Regions from separate parts of the Homo sapiens genome. Here all the other regions are linked to region 1. The links are chromatin loops, found by intact Hi-C in ENCODE. Cell type or tissue: heart right ventricle. All regions are shown on one strand.

Region 1 (8,000 bases):
CACTTTAATCATAGGTAGAGTCTCCTCTACCTATGATCAATAAAAAAGAAAAAAACGATTCCTATTTTTTAGGGTTTTCATGAAGAGTAAATGTGGTAATTCATATAATACACTCAACAAATGTTAGTTCCCGCTTGTTCTTCATAAGCATATTTTTCTAGTCCAGTAAATAATCTTCTATATAAATCATAGAATGACAAGTGGGATAGTTTCTGGGAACCTTAGAGGGTCTGATGAGGCCTCCCTGGGAATCTTAGAGGGTCCGACGAGGCCTCAAATTTGAGATAGGTGGCATAAGGGCCCACACATTCAAAGAGAGAAATTAGACACATTCCTTTCAAGGTAGCCACACTGGTCCAGCAACCAGTGCCCACCAAAAGCCTAGCAATTCATTTGATAGCAGATTTCTTTCATGGAATCTGAAGGGTAGAGAATCACTGCAGATACACAGACCCAAGGTACAACCAGATCACAATGCAGTGTACAGTAAGAGTTCTTACAGAAACGTGACACGTGTCCCCTGAAATTTGGGAGCACAGAAGCTGGTGCCTGGATGAGCCTGAACACAGGAGGATGTCTTGAGCTGCCAGCAACATCAGGGCCAGCATGCAAAACAGCAGAGGGCCCACAGTCTTACATAGCTGTAAATATTCTGAGTTCCAATTGAACTAGTAACTTCTCATAGCAAAATAGGAATTGCTTTCATGAACCAAAGACAAACATATATATATACCTACAAAATGGAAAAGGAGTTTAAGGTTTTATTATACTTTTCATATTGATGAAACATTGTTTATGTAATTCAAACATATATGGATAAAAATATGTTAAACATGTTACTGCTATCAAACCATGAATCCTTAAGTGGCTGTAGCTGGAGGCAGAAATATTTGAATATGTTATTCAATTCTTTGGAATAAAATTGTGCTCATTTCAGCAGCATATATACTAAACACTGGAATAAAATTATATTTGAAGGTGGGGTACTTACTTCCCTTTATTATAAATAGTATTTGTTCTGTATACAAGTATAGGTAAATAAAACCACAGAGAGTAATATCATTGAACTAATAAACTATTAGTTTAGTTGAATCACATACTTTCTATGATCAAAAGCTATTATCTTTTCCCAAAACAGTTAAATACTTCTAGTGCCTTGGGATAGACTGTTACATAAATCAGCCAAAGATAGCCTCTGTATATTAGCCTCAAAGTTGGTTGTTTCTCCACTGCAGGCTGAGACCCATTAGCTCAAAAGCCCACTGACACCAAACTTAAATTTTTACACATCCAGTTATTTTAAAAATAGCCTGACCAAGAAAAGTTTAGCTGCTTAGAGCCTGTCTGCTTTGCATACCCCGCAAAATCTCACCCAGCAGCTGTTACCTATTCATAAGACAGGGCCGTGTAGTTATAAGGCCTCAAGCCAAGCTGGGCTCTCTGACCCAGAGACTCTATGTAAGCTTCCTCTCCAATCTCTCTCTCCCTTGTCCTCCTCCCTCACCAGTAAGGCTGTGAGGGACTTCTCCTCTCATGCAACCCTGGCCAAGCACCAACAAACTTGTCACTGCCTCTCTTGTGGACATCCTGTTCCTTGATCAGCCCCATATCCCTCGACCCCCTACATAGACTAATTACAAATTCAGTGAAAAATTATAAGATGCTGCTGATTATGGTTAAGATATAACTATAGAAAAGAAAAAATTTGTGAACTGCATCTAAAATTCATTAATTGTAATCTGAGACTATTAAGAAAAGTTGTGAAATTTTATATGGATTCAAAAGATGTCAATCTGGGATAGGCAAAGAAATATGTCTCAAACTTAAAAAAATTCTTCCTATTTCCACATGCATTCAATAGGAATGGACCATCATCTTGATTCTCTCATTTACTAGTTGTGGGAATTTAAACAAGTTTTTCTTTTTGAAGAAAACTCTCTCTGAACTTCCAGTTCTGTTCCAATAAAATGGAATTAGTCGTGCTTATTTGCAATGTTATTGTGGGTTACTGTGAATATTATTTGAGATAACAAGTGTAAGTCACCTGCCACATAATGGGTTTTCAAAGTTCGTTAGCTCTCTACCCTAGACATGATAACAACACGTTTTCTTGAAAAGAAAAACTATCACTAACATATATAGGAAGTATTTCATTGATCTTTACAAACAGTATTTTCAGGAGTAATTTATTAAAGAAAAAGCTAACATTCAAAAGGCAGAGATGGCTCAAGTCACTCGCCTGTGAATAAGGCTATTCTTACTGTTCCCTGTCCTTGCCTTAAAAGAAGTTTTTATAAAACAAGTGAGTTGAAGAGTTTCCTTCCTGCTTTCAGCACTACTGTGGTTTCATTTGGAAGACAATGTGGTCTAGTGGGAAGACAGAACAAGGATCTTGGAGCCAGCTGATTCCAACACAGTGTAGAGGAGGCTAGCCACAAAGTCACCAACCTGAGACCCCAGGCAAATCCCTTGACCCCCCAAGCCCCAGTCAAACCCATGACAACCAAGTAAAATGTGCTAAAATCTGACTCTCTTTTCCTGAAAGGAAGGCATCTTTTAAAGGAACCAAAGTGCCTTGAGAATTTTTTTAATAGTGTCTTTCAGAAACATGAATTCTGAATGAAGTAGCAAAAAAGTGATAATATGAATGATAATATGTATGATTCCAAATACCGGAATCCATACAGATGGCAATTTCTCCACATCCTTTATTGCTAAATATTTGGCTTAAGCTTCCATTATGCCAACCATGGTAAATGCTGATGTCTGAAGTGTTGATTCAGAAAAATAGGTATAAGGGATTTCTTACATACATGAAAGAACTCCCTTTCAATCCAAACTTTTACAAAATTTGGGCCAAACAATAGTCTCCATTTTGCTTAGAACCTCACATTGAACTTCAGAACATTTTTAAGATTTTTGTTCTAAAAGTATCTAATCCAAGGCAAAGAACTGGAGAATATTTGTTGTAGAAAAAAAAAGGAAGACATCATTTAGTCAACATGTAGTTGCATAATGAAAGAGGTCTCAGGATGCCTAGCTTCTATATTAATTTATATTTCATTCTAGACCTCAAATAACATTTGGATCAGCTTTTAAATCCATCAAGCTGTCAAAACATACATACACACATCCAATAAGCAAAAATCTCTGTAACACATGCCCAAGGATCTAATGCCACCTAAAGGCAACTGTAGCTAATTGCAAAAACAAAACAAAACAAAAAAAGGATATATGACAAGATATTAAAACTTTTCTCCCTGGATATAAACATAAATGATATGTTCTTAGCTTAATACATTCCTATGTTGCTTACAGACAATACCTACTAAAGTGAGTGACAAATTTAGCATAATCAATTTTAAAATACAAATAGCTACTCAGGGGCAAAATCTGTGTGTTTGTGTGTGTATGTGTTCAGTATTACAATAAATCAAATAAATACAATTAAAACTAGGGTAGAGTCTTTTTAAAATTCAATGCTGAATAGCCAAAAGGTGAAAGCAACCCCAGTCTCCATTGAAAGATGAATGGAAAAACAAAATGTGCTATATACATACAATGAAATATTATTCAACCCTAAAAAGGAAGGAAATTCTGACAGATGCCATAACGTGGATAAACCTTGAAGGCAATTAATTAAATAAACCCATCACAAAAGGAGAGATGTGATTCCACCCATATGAGGTACCTAGAGTAGTTAAATTCATACAGACAGAAAGTAGAAGGGTGTTGCCTGTGGTCGTGGGGAGAAGAGAAAGTTAGTGTTTCATGTGGACAGAGTTTCAGTTTAGGAAGAGGAAAAAGTTCTGGAGATGCATGGTGATGATGGTTGCACAACAATGTGAATACACTTAATGTCACAGAACTGTACACTTAAAAATGGCTAAAATGGTAAACATTATGTTACCATATGTTTATGGTATATTTTACCACAATAAAAAAATTCAGTGCTGATATGAGAAGGATGAGATGCACTAACATATTGCTAATAGAAGTAAAAAGTGATGCAACCTTTCTGCAAAATGTGACAATTATGGAGCAAGAAAATTTTAAATGCTTATATCATTTGATTAATTAATTCTATACCTAGGACTCTAGCCAAAATATATATATAACAGAGATACATTCAAAGAATTATGTCCTAGGATGATCATCAAAGTCTTATTTATAACAGAAAAAAATAGGCCGGGTGTGGTGGCTCCCGCCTGTAATCCCAGCACTTTGGGAGGTAGAGATGGGTGGATCATGAGGTTAGGAGTTCAAGACCAGCCTGGCCAAGATGGTGGAACCCCATCTCTACTTAAAATACAAAAAAAAAAAAAAATTAGCAAGGTGTGGTGGCGGGTGCCTGTAATCCCAGCTACTCAGGAGGCTGAGACAGGAGAATTGCTTGAACCCGGGAGGCAGAGATTGCAGTGAGCCAAGATCGTGCCATTGCACTCCAGCCTGGAGGACAGAGCGAGACTCTGCCTCAAAAAAAAAAAAAAAACAGAAAAATAGAAAACAATCTACAAATTTTGTAACAGGAGACTATAAAACTAAATTGTAGAAAAGCCATATGGAATTGTTACAATTACAACCATATTTATAAAGAATAGTTAATGACATGCAGCATTAAATGGAAAAAGGAGATTTTTGTGTATTTTATCAATATTCTCTAAGTATTTCTCATGGCTAATTGGAATAAGTGTGTACATATATTTAACAATTTGTAACGTGAGGAAAGAGTTGAATTAACTTGCTCTTTGAAATATATCAGGAGGTTATTTTACTAAACTAAAGCCTCAGAACAACCCATGATCACATTATACTAATAGCCAAAACTATATTCTGTTTTAATTTAATGAGAAATCTGTTGAGAATGTTTAAGAATTTTTAAGGGTTATATTGAGATATAATTATCTTTTATTTTACAAAAAAAAATTGAATTTATTCAAAATTCACATCATATCTACCACTGTAAGAATCCATTGTGAGTGGAAATGTAATAGGCCCTTAACAGATTAAATACAATTTATTTAAAACCATCAACTCTCTCCAGCTACGCTTAGACTTCATTTGAACTTAAATGACATGATACAACTTTTAGATGAACAGAATGCTTGTTCTGTCACAACAAATAAAATAAGCATTTGTCTCTATGCCAAAGATAATGCTTTAAAACGTTGATTGCAAGCCAGATGCACACCTATAATCCCAGCTACTTGGGAGGCTGAGGCAAGAGGGAGGATCACTTGAGCCCAAGTGTTCAAAGCTGTTCTGTGCCATTATCACACCTGTGAATAGTCACCGCACTGCAGCCTAGGCAACACAGTGAGACTTTGTCTCTAAAAGCAAATAATTATAATAAAATAAGTGTTGATGGTTTTATTCAATCCAGTAACATTTACCAGTATGATATAGGTATTAGAGCTATAGAAGTGATGGCAACAGGAGGAAGCCAAATGCCCAGGCAGATAGGGGTGGGTCCCCAGTGAAACCACCTTCAAGCCAGAAACAGCCTGAAGGCTGAAAGACCAGACTGCTGGTTACAAATGAAATCCACAACCCAGAGAACTTCTATTTCTGTTTGCCTGCCCTTTCCCAATTGATTCTTTCTGAATAGTGCATTTTAACCAATCAAATATTGCCTTTCCCAATACTACCTATGGCCTGCACCTCCCCATTCTGATCCCATAAAAGCCCTGGACTCAGCCATATACAGGGCACTTTCCTGTCTTAAGGTAGGAGGACAACCCCCACATCTCCTCACCCCTGAAAGCTATTTCAACACTCAAGAAAACTCCCCGCCTTGCTCACTTTTCAGTTGTCAACATATTCTCATTCTTCCTGGATGTGAGACAAGAACTCGGGAACTGATGTGCAAGCAAGACTTGGCCCAGACGGGCCAAGTGAGCAGGCCATCTCCTGCAGCAGGTAGCATGCCCTGAGCAAGGCCCAGGCAGGGGCATCACCAGCCAGAGGTCCTTGACTGGCAAAGGGACTGAGAAAAATCCTGCATCAGGAGTTAACACAACAGACAAAAATCCCTACTTTTACAGGATTTACAATCTAGTGAGGAAGAGAGAAAATAAAGGAAATAGATAAGTAAAACAAAAAGTATGTTAGATTATGATAAGTGCTTTGGAAAAAGATAAAACAGAGTAAAAGAATACAGAGTACTAGAGGGGAGTAAGTAATGTGATGAGGAAAAGTGACCTTTGAGGAGGCATGAGAAAATCGAGGGATGTGTGTGTGTTAGCCCATTCTTGCATTGCTATAAAGAAATACCTGATGCTGGGTGCTTTATAACGAAAAGAGGTATAACTGGTCACAGTTCTGCAGGCTTTACCGGAAGCATGGTGCTGGCATCTGCTTCTAGTGAGGCCTCAGGAAGCTTATAATTGTGGCAGAAGGTGACCAGGAGTAAGGCATGTCACATGAAGAGAACAAGAGAGTCATGGGGGGAAGTACCACACTCTTTCAAACAACCAGACCTCACATGAACTCAGAGTGAGAACTCACTCATCACCAAGGAGATGGTGTTAAGCCATTCATGAGGGAATCACCCCAGTAACCCAAACACCTCCAACCTGGCCCCATCTCCAATACTGGGGATTACATTTCAACATGAGATTTGGGAAGACCAATATTCAAACCACTTCACTGGAGATATTTGGGTAAAGGGCGAAGGCATTTCAGGCACACAAAAAGGAGCCTAGTGTGCCTGGGGCAGAATGCACAAGGGAAAGAACAGGGGGTCAGAGAGGTGGGGAGAGCAGGAAATCATGTAGAGCCTCTCGTAGATCATCATTAGGATTTTGGCTTTTGTTCTACAAGACTGTCCATGAAGCCTGGAAATGTAAATAATTATGTTATTTTATTTTTTACAGATTGAAGATGTCCTGGATAGTGTTATATATATGAGCCTATGTTTTCAGACTTTATGAACACCTTGAAATGAGATAGAAAGTCATTTGGAGGGACAACTGAATGACACACTTCTGGTAGGTCCAAATGTTATCCTTCCACAGGTTAGCCTAGGATGTTCCCATCGTGAAGGCAGAGGAACCAGACAGTGAGTGGAAATGTGCAAGCACTTTTTCAAGCCCCTGGTTGAAAAACATCCCATTGGTCATATCAAATCACATGGCTGAGACCAGAACAAAATCCCAAGGCAGATCATCTCATCCAGAATGGGAGGGTATTACAAAGTTAAAAGGGCATGGATATGGGGAGGGGTGAAGCACTGGGCCCAATAATGAACACAACTCCCTGAGGGAGGGAGCTGCTGTAGGAAATTCTTATTTCTCAGCCAGATGAGAGCCTAAGAACCTACACTAGAGAACACCAATGCTAGAATCTGATCCACAGTTCCTGTGTAAACCATGGTTCTCAAAGGTCAATAGACCACTGGGAGGAAGGACAATATATTAGGTCTAGCAGCCAAGGAGAAGATGAATACTCAGAAGAATCCCTTATTAAAAGAGAGTGACTGGAAGAGAGTTAAAAGTATAATAAGAACTCTTAAAAGAGTTTCATGAATAGCATGAATGAACTAGGAACTCAGCGTCTCAATTAAAAGAGATGTTTAAAGTTGAAATTCAGGTTACTGGCCTGAAGTTCAAGTGAAAGAGATCTTGAAGCAAAGAACAAAATTACAAAGAGATGAAAATCATTAGGGAAATGATAAAGGATTTGAAGGATAGATCCAGAAGATCCAACATGTGAGTAATAGGCAATCCACAGGGGAATAAAATGAAATAATGGAAAAAAGAAAATAATTAAACATAGAAGAAGAAAATTACCTTGAGCTGAAGAAACATACGCATCTGCAGACTGTAAGGGCTCACTGAATTCCAGATGGTTTTAACAAGAAAACACACATTGCTGGGCACGCTCTTGTAAACTTAAAACTTCAAGAATGATGAAAAACTCATAAAAACTTCGAGGCAGAAAAAAAATTTACTCATAAAGGAAGAAAGACAATCTGTCATTTGACTTCAAATCTACAATGT
Region 2 (8,000 bases), 390 kb before region 1:
AAATAGTCCATTTTGTGCTGCTGTAACAGAATACCTGAGACGGCGTAATTTATAAAGATTAAAATAAACATTTACTTCTTAGAGTTCTGGGGGCTGAGAAGTGCAAGGTTGAGGGGCTCACTTCTGGTGAGGGACTTAATGCTGTGTCATTCCATGGCAGAAAACGGAAGGGCAAGAGAGGGGAAGAGGGGTGGGTGGGGAGGGGACTGGCTTCATCCTTTTATGCGGAACTCACTCCTGTGACAACCAACTCATTCCTGTGAAGTGGCATTAATCAGTTTATGTGGGCAGAGGCCTCATTACCTAATCACCTCTCAACACTGTTGCATTGGGGATCAAGCCTCTAACGTGAATTTCAGAGGACACATTCAAACCACAGCATTCCACCCCTAGTCTTCAAACTTTATGACTTCTCACCATGCAAAATACATTCATTCTATCCCAATTGTCCCAAAAGTCTTGTTCTACATCAGTCCAAAAGTCCAAAGACCGAAGTCTCATGTAAATCATGTATGGGTGAGATTCAAGGCACAATTCACCCTGAGGCAAATTCCTTTCCAGTTGTGAACCTGTGAAATTTAACAAGTTATCTACTTCCAAATATATATATATGTTGTGACAGCATAGGATAGACATTCCCATTCCAAAAGGGAAAAATAGGCAAGAAGAAAGTAACAGGACCCAAGCAAGTCTAAAATCCAATAAGAAAAATGAGTTTTAAAGCTGGAGAATAATCTCTTTTGACTCCATATCCCACATCCTGGGCACACCAGGATGGGGCAGGGTCCCTAAGGCCTCGGGCAGCTCCATTCCTACCGCTTTGGTGGACTGTCTACCCAGCAGTGCTCAGATAGAAATTTCATGCCTCCAGCTTTCCCAGGTTGGAGTTGCATGCTGGTAGCCCTACAGTTTTGTGGTCTTGGGAGCTGCCCCACTCTCAAGACCACTAGGCATTGACCTACTGGGCTGTCCACATTCTTTGAAATCTAGGTGGAAGTCACCATGTCCCCACAGCTCTTGGATTCTACACATCTGCAGAATCAGCACCACATGATGCCACCAAGGCTTACCGCTTGTGTCCTCTGGAATGGCAACCTGAGCCACAGCCAGGCCTGCTTGAACCACTGCTGGGGTGACAGGATTACAGCACTGGCATACAGGGAGCAGAGTCTGGAAGTCGCCCTGGGCAGCAAGCCCACGGAGGGCACTGTGGGTTGTCCCCCCAAACCATTCTGTTCTAGAGCTCTGGGCCTGTGATGGAAGGGAGCCTCAAAGATGTCTGAAATTCCTTTCAGGTCATTCTCCATGGTCTTGATGAATATCACCTGGTTTCCTGCTAGCCATACTAACCTCTTTAGCAAATAGTGGCTTGGCCATATCCTCGGTTTGCTGTCCTAAAGACACTATTTTACTTGTGACCTGAGAAACCAAAAGAGATGCCCCTTTATCAACTAAGACAGACCCCAAGTTTAAAGAAACAGATACTTTTCTTTGAGGGTTCAGTGCTCAGCTGACATGATAACTTCTAAATTCCTATGGCTATAAGAATAAACACACTCTTATTAAACTCCCTAACAATAGGAGCTTTCATGTAAATTATCAAGAGCCCTCATAAACTCTGATTTACAACTCAGACCACTTCAACTCTGATTGGACAGAAGACCTACCTTATAAACACACTTTCCTAATGAGTAAGTATAGACCTTAAGCAAGTTTCAGCAAGCTTATAGAGACTGTGCACAGTCTTCGTATCCTACAGTTCACCTTTTAACATGGAGCCAAATTTCACCCCATTTTAATGCCAAAACCCCACCCCAAAGTGAACATGGGTTATACATTATATATGCCTGCCTATTGCACATGCACTCAACTCTCCACATAAATATGTATAGCTTTTCCCCAAACCTGCCGAATATGTATGACTGCACAAGCCCTTTGAGGCATAAGGGCCAACCTGCCCTTTTCATCTTCAAAAAAGAGCACCTTCAGCACATGCCATTGATTCTTCTCAGTTTGCAAACTGATATTGCCAATAAAGCTCTCCTTTCTACCATTTAGGCATTCTGGTGGTGTTTTGGACAACACACTCTCCATGCCCAGGCTGCAAATTTTCCTAATCTTTCTGCTCTGCTTCCCTTTCGGTATAAATTCTAAATCACCTCTCTCTCTCTCCCTCTCTCTCTCTCTCTCTCTCTCTCTGTGTGTGTGTGTGTGTGTGTAGCTTTCATATCTTACATTTTATCTTATTTTGCTGTATACAGTTAAACATATCCATGCAACTCCTTCAATAATTTGCTGCTTAGAAACTTCTTCCACCAGATATTTTAGTTCATCTCTTTTAAGTTCTGCCTTCCACAAAGTCCTAGGAAATGGACACAGTTCCATCACAATTTTCTGCAAAACACGGATAGCTTTTAATCCAGTTTCCAATGCATTGTTTCTTATTTCCATCTGAGACTTCATCAGAATGGCCTCTACTGTCCATATTTCTACCAGCCTTCTGGTCATGACCACTTAAGTAATCCTTAAGAAGATTAGGCTCTCCTCACAGTTCTTGTCTTCTCACCAGAATTGCCCAGTGCTCCATTCACAGCAGTCGAGGCTTTTCTATTTGCTCCTCCAAATTCTTCCAGCCTCTATTTGTTACCCAGTTCCAAAGCCACATCTACATTTTCAGGTATTTGTTGTAGCAACAGCCCCACTCCTCAACACCAATTTTATGTCTTAGTCTGTTTTGTGCTTCTATAACAGAATGCCACAGACTAGGTAATTTATAAAGAAGAGAAATTATTCCTTACAGTTCTGGAGGCTGGGAAGTCCAGAATCAAGGGTCCCACACCTGGTGAGGCCTTCTTGCTCCATCATTCCATGGTGGAAGGCTTGGAGGGCAAGAGAGGGAAAGAGTAGGCAAGGGAAAAGAGTAGGGAAGGGGGCTGAACTTATCCTTTTATCAGGAACTCCACTCCCATGACAATTATGCACTCCTGCAATAATGGCTCCATTCATCCCTTAATGAGAGTAGAGCCCTCAGGACCCAGTCACCTCTCAAAAGTTTCACTTCTCAACACCATTGCATTGGAAATGAAGCCTCCAACACATTAACTTTGGGGAACACATTCAAATCACAGCAACCCTGCATGCTTTCTTCTACTCTCACTATTATCGTGATAAAATAATTTATTTTTTAATAGAAAGATTTCCAACATACAGATCTGTCCCACATGTATCTCTTTCAAGGATTTATAAAATTAAACATTTCTCTTTCAATAGATCATTGAGAGGATTGGGGACTATAAATCACTTTTAATTTTAAAAAGTATTTTTGACCCTTAAAAAGGTTTTAAGTTACTCATCTTCACAATTGTTTATTTTGACTGTCGATTATGCTTAATATAATGAGATTAATTTTCAAATTTCACTTGGTAAATAGAGTTCATAGACCTTTCTTTCCAGAAGTTGCCTTTTTAAAAAAATGACTTTTATTTAAATGTTTTTTCAACCTTTATCTTTTACAGTTTTTAACTTCATGTTACTTCTAATAATTCTGAAAACAATTATTCCATTTTGGTATAATTTTCTAAACTCACAGGGGAAGTCTGATTTTCTTTTCTTGGTATGAACATAAAGGGAAAATCAAATGTGATGGCATGGTAACAACTAATCGCAGCTGATATTATTAAACTATTTTATGGCTATTGTCAACATCCCTGTGAGATAGATGCTACTGTTATCCCATTTTACATACAGGGAAACTGAGACTCAGGGAGATTAACCAATGTGCCCAAATGTTACATGATAGTATAAAAGTCTGGCTTTGAGCTCATGTAATTGACTTCAGTGTCCACATACTTAATCATTGGTGCTTACTTTTCTGTGAATTTACTAAAGTAACAGGATTATTTCAGATTCCCTAACTTATTATGATAGTTCCAATTTCAGTGTTATCTATACATAAGATGTGATGAAATGGCACCATGTTGGCAAATGTTTCGATGTAGCGCACAATTTCACCACATGATGGTGCCAGTGAAGTGAGAAGTCATCTGCTGCTAGTATTTGACATTAGGCTCAGACCTAAATATGTCAACAGAATGTAGTAAAAGATGTTTAAAAATTTTTTTAAAGAGCAATCATAAATAATTATAGACTAGAGTGTCTTTTGAAAACATAAGGAATGAAAACATCACAAATACAAAAAGGGTAAGAGTAATTGACTCATAAAACTTAAAAATAAAAAAGATGAGCTTTTGTATTCATAAGGAAGTATGTAGGACAGATGTCAGAGACTTTCCACAGGAAGGAAAACACCAAAGGAAATGAATTAAATGAGGGCAGGTGACTTAAAAAAAATGAGACCAGCTGTATAGTGATGTAGCTCCAGGGTCAAATGGTTCCAGTAAGATTCCACAATCAGTGCAAACGAGTTAGCAAAAGCCAATGACTAAAAGATTTTTAAAAACCTTTAATAGACATTACTACTTCCTTTTCTAATCTAAAATAAGTATTATTTTTCCCTGCATTATCAAAGATGGAAACAACAATAGAAGGAAGAAGCATTGCTTTTCAGAAATTATTGAAACAAATCCTTACATGTCATTATTACAGTGATTCTCCAAGTTTGGTCCCTGGACCAGCAGCATTGACATCACCTGAAATGTTAGAAATACAAATTATTTGGCCACGCTCAGACTTTTACTGAACCTGAAACTTGGGGAATGAGGCCTTTCAGGGCTTTTGGATGCACCCAAAAGTTAGGGATCCACTGTGTTACTTATGGCCCACGCCTGTAATCCCAGCACTTTGGGAGGCTGAGGCAGGCAGATCACGTGAAGTCAGGAGTTCGAGACCAACCTGGCCAACATGGTGAAACACTGTCTCTACCAAAAATACAAAAATTAGCGAGGCATGCTGGTGGGCACCTGTAATCGCAGCTACTTGGAAGGCTGAGGCAGAAGAATCACATTAACCTGGGAGGCGGAGGTTGCAGTGAGCTGAGATCGCGCCACTGCACTCCAGCCTGAGCAAGACTCTATCTCAAAACAAAACAAAAAAAAGGATAGAAAGAAAACAAATTCACCAAAGCATAATTAATAATACAAAGATATTGGAAATGCCAGTTTAATATTAAAGAAATATTAAGTAAATAATAGTATATTGTCAAGGCATTTAAACATGATTCTGTTAAATAATTTTTAATAATGGAAAATGCCTATTATATAATAGCAGAAGAGTCTCAATTATGTAAAACAATTCTAGAAGAAATATTAGAAGGAAAGAAGCAAAACTAGTTATTAATGGTTGCCTTGGAGTGATGTGATTAAATATACCATTTTCCTCCTGCCTGATTATATTGCAGATGCTGTTTTCAAATTTTATATGAGAAACTATTTTACTCCTATAAATAAGTCTTATAATGATTAAGGATGTTGGGGGGGGGGGTACTTTCCAAAGTCCTACTCAGAGGTTACACTCTTGCCCATTTTGTTCTAACTGTATGGTTGGTAAGAACAAAATATGACACAGATGCCAGTCCACAACATAACCCACCTTCCCCTTCCACATACACCAAAAAACCCCACGGTCATCATGTTGCTTACTGGAGAAAGAAGACATAGAAAGACCATTCTGGCGTAGTTTATATGTATTCAATGTTGAAAGGGAAGTAGGGGATTAAAATCTGACAGTGAGAAAAAACAATCTTGTTATAGACACTAATCACATGCTTTGCCAAGTATTGTTAGTTAATGAAAATATTAAATATTCTGAAGTAATATAAGGGAAAATATCTTTATGTGTAGATAACAACTTGCTTAGACATGTTACCCCTAAGAAAGATTCTCATTTTATAACTGTGTCATTTGAATTAATGACCTGACAAATCAAGTAGTCAAAAAAATTCCAAGATTATAATTTAAAAGATTAATATCTATCTACCTATTTATGTTCATGTATATCTTGAATGTTAGACCCTAAATATGATTATTTCTTTTTGACAAAGATCTGTAGAATATATGCTAAAATTGATAACATTAGGCCATTAAAAACTCAGTATTTAGAAAATAATCTAAAACTTAGATCACATTCTCTAAAAGTAATAAAATACAATAAAAATGAATAACAAATGATTAAACAAGGGGAAAAAAGCAATCATTTAGAAATTTGGGAAGGAGATTATCCCAAATAAGTTATATGACAAAAAGGAAATAAAAACAATAATTATTGCTCCTTTAGAAAAGAAGTATATAAAATTACAAAACAAATGGGATGCATGTGAAGATGAACTCAAACAAAATATATTATTTAAGGAAAAGGAAATTAGAAAAATAAAGACAAAAATTAAAGAATTATTAAATAAAAGCCATTACAGTTATAAGTATACCAAAAGTTGTGTCTTTGAAGGAAAAAATAATACAAAAATGCCCTGAAGACAGAGGGCGGTGACTCATGCCTGTAATCCCAGCACTTTGGGAAGCTGAAGTGGGAAGTTGCTTGAGCCGAGGAGTTAGAGATCAGCCTAGGCAAAATAGTGAGACCCTGTCTCTACAAAAAGAATAAAAATAAATTAGCCAGGTATGATGGCATGCACCTGTGGTCCCCCAGCTACTTGGGAGGCTGAGGTGGGAGGATTGCTTGGGCCTGGGAGGATGAGGCTGCAGTGAGCCATGATTGTGCCACTGCACTCCAGCCTGGATGACAGAGTGAGACCCTGTCTCAAAAAAAGATAAATGCCCTGGAGATTTCTAATTAAGAAACACACACACGCAGAGACACAGACCCACAAACACACACACACCACAAATACACACACACACACACACACACCACAAATACCTAATACATTAGGAATGAAAAGGGGGATAGAAACACTTGGATATGCTTTTATAATTACAAAAGAAGATTTCCACTTCCAGCTGTATGGCAGGCTGGGTTATTCAGACCAACATTCCCGGCTGAAGGAAAGAATAACTTAAAATGCTGTATAGCACATGAAAAGTGAATCCTTTTAAGCAATAAAGATATGATAAGGTAGTAAGACATTTCCAGGGCAAAACCTAAAAAGAGGAAAGACCCAAGGTAGGAGCACAGCATTGAAACTGCTTTTGCCCTAAAAGCATTTGCTAAACCAAGCGAATTTGGTTTCAGTGGCCTTGTAGAGCACGGAAAACAGAACTCAAAGCCTAGTGTGTACTTGAGATGAACAATGTGAAGATCTAAAAGGAGGCCCTTCTGCCATAAAGCCAAGATACCAAAACGATATTCCCTCAGGAAAAAAGATAAACCAGAAATGAACCTGCTCCACCTCTGCCAGGAAGGTTAACTTGGCTCTAAGCAGAGCAGGGCTGGAAAATAACCACCCCTGAAAAGTTGTGAGCATATGAATGCATCAGGCTTTTTCACACAGTATTTACAACACCAAGGTAGTCCAAAAAACTTTAAACCATAATTTTAAGTTGTTTCCAAACTGATGGTGTTTCTATGCACTAGTCAGAGGCAAAGGCATCTTGACTTTAGGCCTCTAAGACAACTCAAAAATAATTTTCCAAGGAAAAACAAAAAGCAACTCACAGACAAACGTAACCAAGAACCACAAGGAAATAAGTCACTATGCACAAGACCCAGCAAAAAACAACAAAGAGCAGAAACAAATATACAATTAATTTAGATATTGTAATATTCCAGTTACAGGAAATAAAATGACTATGCTTTGAAAATGAAAAACCAAGTATTTTCAGGGAATAGGAAACTATTTTTTTAAAAACCTAGCATATTTAAAAGAGAACTAAGCAAACTTCTAGAAATAAAAAATATAACAATTGAAATATAAAACTCAATGGATAGAATTAACAACACACAAGAAGAAGTTGAAAAGAGAATTAGTGAATTTGAAGATTGGTAAGAACTATTCAGAATACAGAGACAAAAAGAAGTAGGAAGTATAAACCAGAGTTTATGTAACACAGAGCTTAGAGCTTCTTCATTTAAGAGTTTCTTAGGTTAAG
Region 3 (8,000 bases), 340 kb before region 1:
GCCCATGTAGCAGGTGAGATGACAGGGGACAATGCCTAAGGTTTACTGTATCTTCAGCCATGCAGAGACTTTACTTCTAGCTCCAGAATTCCCAAAGAGCAGATTCCCAACAGTAGCCAGAGGGGATATGTCATGCAGTATGATAAATCCCAGTCACCCTGAGGCCGGGAGGCACATCTTTAAAAATTGGGGGGTAGATGCTGGGGCATGGCAAACAACAGGTATCTGTCTTGGAGTCTTCTCCTGCCCACAAGTTCCTCCAATTATCAAAATGCTTCCCATCATTCAAGCTCAATCTTAAATGCCACTTCCTCTGTAAAAACTCCACTGATCTCCATCCAACCAAGTCTGAACTACTTCTTCTTCCCTCTGTGCTCTTCATTCTACTTTATTTTATAGTAAGTACATGTGACTGTAAACTCACGAGAAAGAAGAATATAGTATTTAATAGAATTAACTCTAGATTTTAAAGTCAGATCTGAATTGAAACTCTTCCACACTAACTAGCTAGGTGACTTTGGGCAACTTATTTAGCTTCTGAGTTAAATTTCCTCATTTATAAGAAAAATGACTGCCAAGTGCAGTGGTTCATGCCTGTAATCCCAGCACTTTGGGAGGCTGAGGCGGGCGGATCACCTGAGGTCGGGAGTTCAAGACCAGCCTGACTAACATGGAGAAATCCCGTCTCTACTAAAAATACAAAATTAGCCAGGCATGGTGGTGCATGCCTGTAATCCCAGCTACACGGGAGGCTGAGGCAGGAGAATCACTTGAACCCGGGAGGCGGAAGTTGTGGTGAGCCGAGGTTGCGCCATTGTACCCCAGCCAGGGCAACAAGAGCGAAACTCCTTCTCAAAAAAAAAGAAAAAAAAAAAAAAAAAAAAAAAGCAAGAAAAATGGTATAAGGAGTTGGGGACAGAGTAGTATCTCATATGTCCTTGGGAGGATGACAGACAATGTTTGGGAATCCCTTGCAGAGTCCTGGAACACAATAGGCTAGGCACTCAAGCATTGCTAGTTTTCTTTCTCCAGGTTTCTCTCTCTAGACTCTGAGTTCCTCAAAGATAAAATCTTCCACTGTGTTTATTAAATACTTCAAAGGTAAGTAGGTCTTCATCAAACATCTCTTGAATGAAATTCCTTTCAGGTGTCTTCCCAGCCAGATTTAGCTGGCTGTATTAACACTTATTAAGAGGTTCTAATTGCTTTGCATGTATCGGCTTAAACTTCATGATAACCCCAGGAGGTAGGCTTTATTGTCTCCATTTTACAGATAAGGAAACAGGTGCAGAAAAACTAAAAAACTTGATGGAAGTCAAATACTATTAAATCAAGAATGAGGCAAGAGCTCTAGGGCCCTCCACTTCTAATAGTTGATTTTTTCCATTCCTTTAATTAAACCTTTCCAAGAGACTTAATAGCCTCCTATGGCTGATGACAATGGTCTTCCTAAGATTTCACCAAAAATACATAGAGTTGCACTTAACCATGAGGGACCTACTTATGCACCATGTTGCAAACTCCACAGGTCCCCAACCAGGAGATTTCAATTTACTGGATGATCCTGGTGTTTTATCTGATAGAACTTCAAGCTGGCTACCAGCATTGCTACACCCAACTAACAACTTGCCTAACTGTCCCACCAGGCAACCATGGGAACTCAAAATTGGCTTTTCACTAGGAAAAGGATGAGGAATCCTAGCCTGCATTATCTCTTTACTTCACTGTTAAGCTTAATAATTTTAATATCAACTTTTATTATATCTCACCAGTCACTATTATCTAGATTGACTGAGCTTGAAATGACTTAGGTAAGTGGAAAATAGAGCGTATGGGAGAGTTCAAGTGATCCCCATACTTGCATGGCAGATGCATTTTTAAGGCATCTTCACCTCAATTTTGTGACAAGGCACAACTATATTATTTCCACTTGACAAATGAAGAAACAGAGATTCACAGAAGTTAAGTGACCCAGCAAAGATGTGCATGAATTTGTGTTATAATGTAGGACCTCTGTCTGGGGCGTTCTCTAATTATATCATGATGTTTTTTGGACACAAAAAGCAGCAGTAGAAATTTTTCCTTGGTCATAGTTTAGGGAATAAATGTATTTTGGGGGTGAAAAAGCAAGGCATTCTTTTCTTTAAAACTAGGTTTAAAAAGGGATGGTCCTTAAATTTCAGGTCTCATAAACACACTCCAGGAAAGACACATAAAAATGTAAAGGAGAAAGAATAGCATCTATTGGGCCAAGAAATAATCTAAGTGTCCTTCAATCTGTGTCCCTCATTGGTAAACTTTTTTGTGGGGGAATGGGTAGTGTTGGGATCATCCCAGCCTTAAGTAGACTGCAAAGGTAGTCATCTTCTCCTGCTGCAGTGTGAGTTCTCATCCCTCCCCCTTTATTACCTCCTCCCACAGTCACGCTTGTATCTTCATCTGAAGTTTAGAAATTGCTGCTTTGGTTGACTGCATGGTACTAACCAAAAAGTGCTGCTGCTGTAATTTCTAAAATTAAAAAGTTTATACACTTAGATTTTGGTAGTTTTTCTCAATTTTTCAAGGTGTACATGTCCTTTGTTTTGATTTAAATTGGCTCCGGTCTCTTCATGCTGCTGTGTTCGAGTCTCTGTATTAGTAATTTCATTCATGTTTGGTGGAGGATATTTGAGAAAAAAATTCTCAGAAGAGTAGCAAACTTTACTGATCCTAAAATCTAGTAGGTGAATAAAGGAAATGACAAATTTTTAATCAAAGTAAGCAATAATGACAGGTTTATTGAAAATTTCCAGTAGAGAAAACCCACTAGTTTTGGAATAAAAGTACTCAATGTACGAGAGCATAAGTGAATACAAAAGATTAACAGAAGGAAAATAAAACCAAACATAGTACAAAAAAATTTAAAAAGTTTGAAATGAATTCAAACTGGGATGTTCTTTAAATCCTCCAAATATTTAACAGAGTTACTAAGTTTGGCAAAAAATTCACTTGAAAATTAAAGCCTATTTCTGTACTGTAAACTCCGTAAAAACTGCTTATTAAATTCAAGCACTCCATATAACTGGTATTGAAACATGTAGGCAATTTCAGAATAGCAGGAATTATTCATTTGCTCTCACAGTTACATGAATTAACCAGCTGCAGAACTGCTTTTTGAAGAGTATGAGAAAAAAGAATGCCGAGAGAGAAAAAAATGATAAAAATCTCTAAAAAATGGAAACACAGCAAAATTCAGGTATCAGTTTGTTTCTTTAAAGCAACAAACTGAATTTTTACAGTATAGTCTACATTTGCAGTTGTCATTTCCCTCTTCCCCCCACCCACCTCAAATACTCCTAAATTCACTAGTCTAATCAATTCTTAACTTCCAAATACTCTGTACATACATATTTAGCAAAAAGCATATGCCTAGCATTATTCTGACAGCAAGTATGGTCAGCATACAATTTTAGAAAGATTATTATGTATATCATCAAGATTAACCTTTACTTAAACGAACAAAACCATCGCTAAACAAATAGTTTTAAAATATTATGAAAACCCATGAAAAGAAGACTCAACATGGGCTCTAAACCTGATAAAACACGTTTCAGAACAACTATTAATGCTAAACTTCTGCCCAACGATGACCTTAAAGTGCCAAACACCAAAGAATCTCTTAGGACCGTTTTCTAATAGACAATTTGTCCCTGGCTTGGCCATCTCTCCTTTAACTGTACACAAAGTCCTGCTAAAAGTCTGAATTTTAGTTGATTTTACAATAGAATGTTACAATGTAAACTAAACAGGTTCTTGATATCAACAGTATGTTACCAAGGTGTGTGTGTTTTTTTTTTTTTTTGTTTAAATTTCTGAATCCAACAGTTGGTCACAGAGGTCAAGTATTATCAAGGCTCCTTTGTCAGTTCTCAATCGTGTCTGACTCATCCATCCTTCAAGTACATGCAAGGCTCAATAGTTTTCCAGAGGCAGATGCCTGGGGCCATTTAAGATACAGATGAAATAGGATTATGAGGTGAACCCATTTGAGTAAGAACTTTATCCAGCCACTGGAGGGGGCCGTGCAGATGTATCTCAATCCAGCAGGGGGTGCTAGTAACATCCTGGCGGTGGTATTCTGCTCCCCAGCCCTAGGAAAAACATACTGGAGGTCATTTAACTTGTTTAACTCAGTGGTTAAACTTATTAAGTAAGAAGAGTTCACATAACCAAAGACTCTGATTAAAGCTATGCATCTTTCCTCCCTGACCCCCCCGCCCCTGGGGAGAAAAAAACACACATGCACAAACGCACGCATAATTTCGCAGGCAATTTCAAGGGATGGATGTTAGCTCCCCAGGGTCCATCCATGGATTCCAATAAGAATTGCTGGTCTTGAGGAATGAAGGTTTTAAAATACATTATAAAGTTATCTTAATAAAGACACTTTAAAACTTTTAATTGCCCATTACTGATAGTAATGTAATAGCTATTATTAAATTCTCATTTTATCATCAAGAAAATAAAACAAAAAAGCTATGCTAGACAGAATGACATTCAATTTCTTCCCTATTCAGCCACTGAAGGTCCCCCTATCAACACACAGCTCTTGATCTTTCAATCTCTGAGCAAAACGGGCAGGAGTACATTCAAGTATCCAAAAAGCTATTATTGACACCTAGCCATTGCCATGAATCAATACATTCTATCATTCATTTGTACAAGAAGGTAGCTTGGCAGAATTAGTGCATTAAGACAATACAGTTCCATAGAATAAAGTCACTATGAAAAAGAGAAAAGTAACTGCTACTGCAAAGATCAAAAACTCATTGGTGAGGGTGGACAATGAATGTGAAGTTCTGATTAATCCTTTAATCACTGTTTCATGAGGAATATCAGAGAAGGTTGGGTTCTATTTATTTCTGCTATCTATCTACTCCCGTAGTTTTAAGAAATACATCTGGGGCCAGGCGCGGTGGCTCACACCTGTAATCCCAGCACTTTGGGAGGCCGAGATGGACAGATCACCTGAGGTCGGGAGTTCGAAACCAGCCTGGCCAAAATGGTGAAACCCCGTCTCTACTAAAACGAGGTGTGGTGGTGTATCCCTGTAATCCCTGCTACTTGGGAGGCTCAGGCATGAGAATCACTTGAATCCAGGAGGCGGAAGTTGTTGTGAGTCAAGATCACGCCACTGCACTCTGGCGTCGGTGACAGAGAGAGACTCTGTCTCAGGCAGGTGATCACTTGGGGTCAGGAGTTTGAGATCAGCCTGGACAACATGGCAAAACTCTGTCTCTACTAAAAATATAGAAATTAGCTGGGTGCGGTGGCCACACGCCTGTAATCCCAGCATGCTTGGGAGGCTGAGGCAGGAGAATTGCTTGAAGCTGGGAGGCAGAGGTTGCAGTGAGCCGAGATCACACCATTGCACTCCAGCCTGGGCGACAGAGCGAGACTGTCTTAAGAAAAAAGAAAAAAAAGAAGAAAAAAGAAAATATATCTGAACATCAGAACTTGTATGAACTACATCTATGTAGATATATATATATCTACATAGATGTATGTACACTCATGCATTTGTAAATATAAACAAACTCCTAAAATTAATTTACAGGCTTATGTGCAGGTTTCCTCCATCAGATAGCAAGATCTTTGAAGGCAGGAATTTATCTTTACCTCCAATATACAGCATAATGACAGAAAGCAGAAGCTCTATAAATATGTGTTCAGCTGAGCTGACTTGGAATTTTCAGACATAGAATTTAAAGTACAAATAATTTATAAAATGTGTTTTATGTTAATATCCAAAAATGATCATTTTAAAAACAGCACAAGATTGGCTATTGTTAGTAAAATGTTCTAATTTCTTTAAAATGTTGAATGGGAGAGGACAAAGTATGCAGTCCTTATAATAAAGAACAGTTTTGTAAAAACAGTGTGCAAATTTTTTGTTGCTAACATATGATAAACAACTTTTCTTTAACATTCAGCAGGATTTTTAAATAATATTTACCTTCAGCTCTCCAAATCCAACTTCCAGGCTAAGTTCATTATATCTTGTATAACTCTCCATTCTAGTGCTTATCAGATTATAATTAAAGATATACTAGGGCATAAGGATCTTGATGATAAGAGACTTTAGGTGCTTTTTCATCTTTGTATTACTTCTCTGAAATAGTGCTAAAATATCTGCTGAATGAATGAAATCTAATAAATTTTGAATGCATAACTTTGCATTATAAATACCTTTTATTAGTGTAAAGGTTGTTTTTACTTGTGTAAAAGTAAATTATTAAAACTCTACAAAAGTAAAATAATTAAAATTGATTGGGTAAACAATAAGAAATGAGTTTGAGCAGAAAGCTAATTGGAACATTAAAGTAATAAATTCTCTTAGAGTGGTCCTTCAATAACAGACTCACTGAGGGACCTCAGTAATAATTACCACAGTTCTCAACTCCATCCACCCCCATTTCAAAGACGATAAACCTGAGAACCAGAGAAGAAATCTGTGCCTTAATCACACAGTTAAAATGGCAGAAAAAACTGGAAACCGCATCTCGACTCTCAAGAGCTGTTCTTTCCTCCATACCAATTAAAACAATAAACAAAAACACTTCTGGCAGGTCACTGTTCTTATTTTAAAAATCATTTGAGCCAAATGCTAAGTCAAAAATTAAACAGCACATGTTAACAATGAATAAGATAGTTCTTTGTAGTCCCATATGTACATAACATATAGGTTAACCTCTTTAAAGGGTAAAAAAATTTTCTTAATACTAACAAGGTACCAGACTCAACTACAAATAACTGTTGAAGTATACTGCAAAAAGCAAACAAGCAAACAAACAAACAAACACACAAAAACAAACACTAAGGGAACACACTGAAAATCTAAGATGCTTTAAATAAGTAGGAAAAGTAACTATATTCAGGAAAAGATATCTTTGATCTAAGGGATGATTAACAAGTAAGGCTCCAAAATTATCCTCAGTAATAAATACATTACAAAACAGGTTTAACAACAAGTTTGGTGAGCTTCTGAAGAGAAGACATAAAAGATAATTGCCTCACTCAAACATATAATTAGTTCTGTTTCTCAAAGTACGAGAGAATGAAATTTATTTTTGAGAATTCAGAGACAGGTCAGTTACTAGAAAAGTCACTGACTCAGAAATCTAATCAGACATTTAAGGTTTTTAAGATTTCAATGGCATCTTAAAAATTTTTATTTCTCAGAGGCAGAACATGAGACAGCAAAAAGATCAATTATTATGAGCAATGTCTTTAACCTCTTCCCTCATCAAACCTTACAATGCAATCTTTGAGCTAAGGCATCTATTTATCTTGGGCAAGGGCCTTATTAACTTCTGAATTGTAAGAAAATCATGAAGCTTACTGAAACCACTAAAAAAAACCTGACCAAACACAATTTCCAATGTGATGAACTTTAATTTTTACAAAAAGATCACTTGCTTACTGTTGAAACAAAAACAAGCATTACCATCATAAAAGTACAAAAAACAAAGAATGAAAAGGAAGGAAGATATGCTTACTCAACTGATCTCGTAAAACAACCATGTATTTAAATTATATGTTAAATATATAACATAACATATTCTACTGGTAATACAATAGCTAAAGCGGTGCTATCTGAATAAGGAAAAGGCTAGTAAAACCTACTGCTATTGATATTTAATACAAGTACTCCTATGTTCCAATGATATTTTCCTAATAATTGAAATTTTTGTTAAAGTTTAAAAATGCCTAGATAATAAGTCAGCTAATATGATAATATGTTATCAAGAGGATATAGATTCATATATCGCCAAAAAAAAAAAAAAAAAGCACAGCAAAAGTATGTTAGGCCCTAAATGGAGGAGTCGGAGCTCACTTACCTTCACAAAGCTCATACGTATAGTACACATTTTTGTAAGCTCATAGACTGTCTCAAATCCATGGTTCACAGACTGTGCCAATAACTGAGCAAATTCTTGGTTGTTAAAAATTTTCAGACT

The links. Peaks named below come from ENCODE experiments on the same cell type or tissue, not always from the same donor. Only the 100,000 strongest peaks of a DNase experiment are listed, where the experiment ranks them.
Region 2: a loop joins it to region 1, with 5 times the contacts of the local background. A loop is called at or near these places in 48 of 110 quality-filtered maps.
Region 3: it touches region 1 in a loop (5-fold over the local background); 14 of 110 quality-filtered maps call a loop at or near these places.

Annotation. Positions count from the first base shown.
Region 1 is chr4:145,211,912-145,219,911 of GRCh38, reverse strand. No RefSeq gene overlaps it. Among named protein-coding and RNA genes, the nearest start is that of OTUD4, 35 kb to the right of the region's middle. RefSeq lists an enhancer at 1,310-1,399. In heart right ventricle, a CTCF peak has its summit at 3,190; a DNase peak (open chromatin) is centred at 1,511; H3K27ac peaks cover 713 bases.
Region 2 is chr4:145,606,018-145,614,017 of GRCh38, reverse strand. No RefSeq gene overlaps it. Among named protein-coding and RNA genes, the nearest start is that of MMAA, 9.4 kb to the left of the region's middle. In heart right ventricle, a CTCF peak has its summit at 4,005 (motif pointing right); a DNase peak (open chromatin) is centred at 4,017.
Region 3 is chr4:145,553,921-145,561,920 of GRCh38, reverse strand. SMAD1 (SMAD family member 1) reads right to left here. Exons shown (of 7, transcript NM_005900.3): 6 at 7,881-8,000; 7 at 2,745-4,130. The coding sequence ends at 3,987. Among named protein-coding and RNA genes, the nearest start is that of SMAD1-AS1, 41 kb to the right of the region's middle. In heart right ventricle, a CTCF peak has its summit at 4,073 (motif pointing right); a DNase peak (open chromatin) is centred at 4,080.